Linked DNA regions of Homo sapiens: region 1 is linked to region 2. Evidence: read pairs that join two places in POLR2A ChIA-PET (ENCODE). Cell type or tissue: OCI-LY7. All regions are shown on one strand. Links, peaks and the distances in the headings refer to the core of each region. The heading gives the core; the rest is flanking DNA. Region 1 overlaps MYO9A (myosin IXA). Region 2 overlaps MYO9A (myosin IXA).

Region 1 (2,803 bases), core at 174-2,673, 150 kb before region 2:
TACAGGCACATGGCACCATGCCTGGATAATTTTTGGTATTTTTAGTAGAGATGGGGTTTTGCCATGTTGGCCAGGCTGGTCTCAAACTCCTGACCTCAAGTGATCTGCCCACCTTAGCCTCGCAAAGTGCTGGGATTACAGACATGAGCCACCACGCCTGGCCCATAAAGATAGTTTTAATTCTTCCTCCAGTCTTCATGCCTTCAGTTCTTTTTATTGCTTTATGGCACTTGCTGTTACCACTGGTACAGTGTTGAACAGAAGTGGTAACAGTAGACATAGCTGTCTTGTTCACAATATTTTCTAGTACTCTTCATTCCTTCTTGCAGATCTAGACTTCTGTCTGAGATTATTTTCCTTCAGTCTGAAGAAATTACTTTAGTATTTCTTACTTTATTATTATTTTTATTATAAATTTTTTTTGTAGAGATGGGGTCTTGCTATGTTGCCCAGGCTGGTCTTGAACTCCTGGACTCAAGCAGTCCTCTTGTCTTGGCCTCCTGAAGTGCTGGAATTACAGGCGTGAATCACTGTGCCTGGCTTTCTTCGTTTTAATTTGGATAGTTTGTGTTGACCTCTCTGAATTCATGGATCTTTTCTGTGTCTCATCTGTTATTAAGTCTATTTAGTGAACTTTTCAAATATTTTTTACTTGAGAATTTCCATTTGGCTCTTTTTCCCCCAAATTTCTTCTTCTGTGACAAAATATATTTAATCAATGTTTTTTCTCTCTATAAGATTATACATAATAATATCATATATTTTTATAAAATTTATTTTAAAGTCTTTGCTCATTCCAATCTGCATCATCCGTGGGTTAGTGTTGACTTTTTTCTCTTGCCTATAAGTCACATTTTCATGACTGACTATCCTGTAATTTTTATTATATGTGAATATTAAATGTAAAAAGAGCAGTGAAGGCTGAGCGTGGTAGCTCATGCCTGTAATCCCAGCACTTTGGGAAGCCGAGGCGGGTGGATCACTTGAGGTCAGGAGTTTGAGACCAACCTGACCAACATGGTGAAACCCTGTCTCTACTAAAAAAATACAAAATTAGCTGGGCGTGGTGGCGCATACCTATAATCCCAGCTGCTTGGTAGGCTGAGGCAGGAGAATTGCTTGAACCTGGGAGGTGGAGGTTACAGTGAGCTGAGATCGTGCCATTGCACTCCAGCCTGGGCAACAAGAGCAAAACTCTGTCTCAAGAAAAAAAAAAAAAAAAAAAAAAAAAAAGGCAGTGAAAATGAAATTTCTAACTGCTTCTTCCTGAGAAAAGACATGCTAATTCCTCAGACAGATCAAAAAAGGGACTAAACTATTAATTCTGACATGGAATTGAGTTATGTCTGGGCTGAGCTGCAACTGTAGTTATTTTTGGTTTCAAGTGTTTTAAGGGAGGATTCAGTCTTCACTCTACAATAGATCTTGAGATTTAAGTTTAGCTAAGTTCCGGGGATCTCTCTGCTTTAGCACTGCACTTGACTTTCTACTCTGCAGATCATCTCACTTTGCCCTCCGAGTCTACCCCTAGATTAGTGCACATTGATGTATACTCTATTAAAGCTCCATGGGGAAGAATTTTTAGGTTGTTTTGATTAACTTTACTTGTGGGACTTCTTTGGAATTTGGTCCATCGTATCAGTCTATAGGATTATTCATTCCTGTGTTCACCATGATCTCAGAGTTGAAAGTAGTCACTTGTCTGTTAGCCTAGAAAGGGCTTTTTCCTTTCTGGAATTGTTTTTTGTTGTTGTTGTTGTTTTTTTCAGACTTCTTTGTATTCTCAGCTCTCCGATGAGTTTTAAAATTTGGATTTTATAGTTTAGCTTTGTCTTTTTAATATAGTGGAGTGATTCTCCCTTGTGACCTTTAAATTCTAACTGGAAGAACTTTCAGTATTTTATTAGTTTCTTGTTTAGTACAGGTTGAAAAGGTGGTATTCTAAGTTTTTAATAGCATGAACAAATTTGATGGATTCTGAGATGACTTGCTTTTCTCATTTCCACTGAGAGCATGGTTAATTTATTATTATTATCACACATTAATACCTAGTCAAATCTAAATTTCCATCAGTTAATTTTTTTCTAGACTTCATTTTTTATGTGTAAAGGCAGGTGATGTGAGGATAAATTTTTGTTTATAGCTTCTTTCATTCTGCAAAGGAAGAGTTGAGTAGTTGGGACAGAGACCATATGACCTGTAAGACCTAAAATACTTACAGTCTGGCCCTTTATAGAGAAAAAGTTTTGTGGACCCCAGAAGTAGACCATGATTAAATCCCAATGAATAATATTTGAAGTTAAATAACTTGTCCCAGGTCACACAGCTACTTCTGTTTTTTCAAAAATTTGTGGAGTCTTTTAATTTTATTAGGCTGTGATACCTGCCATATTTACATAATACTTATCATTGGTGGCCTTTCCTTTTGTTTCCTTTCGGTTAGTAGATACCTCAATTTGGTCTGTAAGAGTTATCCAAATTACTGTATATCAAATTATATCAGAAGATTACTGTATATCAGTGCTAGGTTTCTGTTTTTATAACTCCCCAGGGACTTTTGCTATAAAATCATTGCCATGTTGAACCATTGTTAAACAGCTAATCTCAGCTATAGGTATGTATTTGTTCAATCAAAGTGTGGCTCTTTTTAATCTAAATTTCTTTCAGTTTTTAGGAGGTCATCCATGGAATATATTTTAAGTTAGATTCCTTGAGATGTGAATAAGAGTTATATGTTGACTCTATGGAACAAAGAGCAGGGGTATGCCTAGATACAATGGCTGTTGCAAGATGGTATTATTTT
Region 2 (2,803 bases), core at 209-2,708:
ATCGTGGCTCACTGCAGCCTCTACCTCCCAAGCTCAATCAGTTCTCGTGCCTTAGCCTCCCAAGTAGCTGGAAATATAGGCATGTACCACCATGCCCGGCTAATTTTTCTGTTTTTGGTAGACAGGATCTCACTCTATTGCCTGAACTTGTCTTGAACTTCTGACCTCAAGCAGTCTTTCTGCCTCGGCCTCCCAAAGTGCTGGGGTTACAGGTGTGAACCACTGTGTCTGGCCCACTGCACTTTAAAACAAACAAACAAAAATATGCAGGGTCTCATTATGTTGCCCTGTCTGGACTTGAACTCCTCAGTTCAAGTGATCCTCCAGCCTCAGCCTCCCAAGTTGCTGGGATTATAGGCATATACCACGGTGCATGGCTTGGAACTGTCACTCATGCCTTGCGCATGCCCCCCAGGACCAGAGGACTGGCTTGCTTGGTGGCACCAACATAGTACTGGAAAAGCACACCAACTTTGTAAACACCCGTAGCCTAAGTCACTGAGGCAGTAACATCGGATGTTGACTACAGGTAAAGAAATTACACAGAGACTACACTGCTGCACCTACCTAGAACCAAAGCTAAAGCACCCTACCCATTTACCACCTTAGGATCCATCTACAGAAAATGTCTTCTTAAGAAAGTTACCCCATAAAATTGGAAGAGGCAGCTGTTTCACCTAATGGCACAGGTCAATACGGGGACACAAGAAATATGGTAAGATAACTACCGTGATAAAAATATGCAAAAGAATAAAACTCACTGGTAGAAGTCAATTCAGAATCCAATTTAGAACTGTTAGAGGTAATTTCACTTTCAAACTCAGAATATATTATTAATGTAATGGTGGCATATAGTCTTTTAAATCTCTAGTATGATGGTTATAACTCAAAATGGTAAGTGATGTCTATAGCTACAATTAAATGTTAAGTAACACATGATTTTAAAAAGATGTAAATTAAGGCAGCAAGTTATAAATTGTGGGGGGATGGGGATAAAAGTCTAGCGTATTTGTATGCAAAGTTGTTATCTGTTTAAAATAGTCCATTATAAATACAAGATTTTAAAATGTAAGCCCCATAGTAACCTGAAAGAACAAAACGACAGCAGATACATAAATAAGAAAGAGAAAAGAATTAAAGCTTAACTCTCCAGAAAACCACCAAAACAGACAGATAAATAGTAAGAGAGGAAGAAAGGTTATATATAGATATACATGTATATACGTATCTATATATACATATACATAGATATGTATATACGTATATATCCATATACACGTATATACGTATATATGTATATATACATGTAAGTATATATGTACATATACGTATATATGTACATATACGTATATACGTATATATGTACATACACGTGTATACGTATATGTATATATGTATATATGTGTATACGTATATGTATATATATGTGTATATATGTGTATATATACACATGTATATATGTGTATATATACACATGTATATATGTGTATATATACACATGTATATATGTGAAGGAAATATTATTAGCCCTAAAGGGAGAGAGAGATAGCAATACTGTAATTATAGGGGACATCAACACTCCACTTTCAGCAATGGATAGGACAACCAGACAGAAAATCAGCAAAGAACGATAGAGTTAAACTGCACTCAAGATATATGAACCTAACAGACATTTACAAAACATTCTGCCCAGCAGTTGTAGAATACACATTTTTTTCTTTTTCTTTTTTTCTTTTTTTTTTGAGACTAAGTTTCATTCTTCACCTAGACTGGAGTGCAGTGACACGATCTCGGCTTGCTGCAATCTCCACCTCCCGAGTTCAAGCGATTCTCCTGCCTCAACCTCCCAAATAGCTGGGGTTACAGGCATGTGTCACCACACCCGGCTACTTTTTTGTAGTTAGTAGAGATGGGGTTTCACCATGTTGGTCAGGCTGGTCACGAATTCCTGACCTCAGGTGATCCACCCATCTTGGCCTCTCAAAGTGCTGGGATTACAGGCGTGAGCCACCACGCCTGGCCCACATTTTTTTCATTAGCACATGGACCTTTCTTTAAGATATGTCATGTGTTGGGCCACAAAACAAGTCTCAATAAGTTAAAAAAATTTCAAATTGGGAGCCGGGGGCCTTGGCTCACACCTGTAATCCCAGCACTTTGGGAGGCCAAGGTGGGCAGGTCACGAGATCAGGAGATTGAGACCCTCCTGCCTAACACGGTAAAACCCTGTCTCTATTAAAAATACAAAAAATTTAGCCAGGCATGGTGGCAGGCGCCTGTATTCCCAGCTACTCAGGAGGCTGAGGCAGGAGAATGGCTTGAACCTGGGAGGTGGAGCTTGCAGTGAGCCGAGATCACGCCACTGGGCTCCAACCTGGGTGACAGAGCGAGACTCCATCTCAAAAATAATAACAATAATGATAATAATAATAATAATAAACAAAATTTCAAGTTGGGGAGTATCTTTTGTGACAAGGGATTAAACTAGAAATCAATAATAGGTTCTTTAGAAACTATATGCAAATAGTTTTTAAACAACATGCTTCTGAACTACAAATGAGTCAAAGGAGATACTAAAAGGGAAATTAAAAAAAAATTTAAAGAAATGAGAATGCAAATGCAATGTACTAAAACCTATGGTCTACAGCAAAAGCAGTTCTAATGGGGAAGTTTATAGCAATAATTGTCTACGTTAGTAAGTGAGAAAGATCTCCAGTAAACCACCAATAACATTATTCCTCAAGGAACTAGGAAAAATGAGAACAAAATAAACCTTAAGTTAATAGAAGAAGAGAAATGATAA

The links. ChIA-PET counts read pairs that join two places held together with the same protein. Peaks named below come from ENCODE experiments on the same cell type or tissue, not always from the same donor. Only the 100,000 strongest peaks of a DNase experiment are listed, where the experiment ranks them.
Region 1: POLR2A ChIA-PET joins it to region 2 with 5 read pairs; 2 of 35 experiments call an interaction of 5 or more read pairs at or near these places.

Annotation. Positions count from the first base shown.
Region 1 is chr15:72,073,382-72,076,184 of GRCh38, reverse strand. All of the region lies in intron 1 of MYO9A (myosin IXA), which reads left to right. Among named protein-coding and RNA genes, the nearest start is that of MYO9A, 43 kb to the left of the region's middle. In OCI-LY7, for the core only: no CTCF peak of the experiment used is centred there; a DNase peak (open chromatin) is centred at 1,454; H3K4me3 peaks cover 1,306 bases; H3K27ac peaks cover 1,794 bases.
Region 2 is chr15:71,923,858-71,926,660 of GRCh38, reverse strand. The region is part of intron 18 of MYO9A (myosin IXA); the gene reads left to right. It overlaps LOC107984713 (a long non-coding RNA gene), which reads left to right. Exons shown (of 2, transcript XR_001751795.2): 2 at 1-2,797. Among named protein-coding and RNA genes, the nearest start is that of MYO9A-AS1, 68 kb to the left of the region's middle. In OCI-LY7, for the core only: no CTCF peak of the experiment used is centred there; no DNase peak of the experiment used is centred there.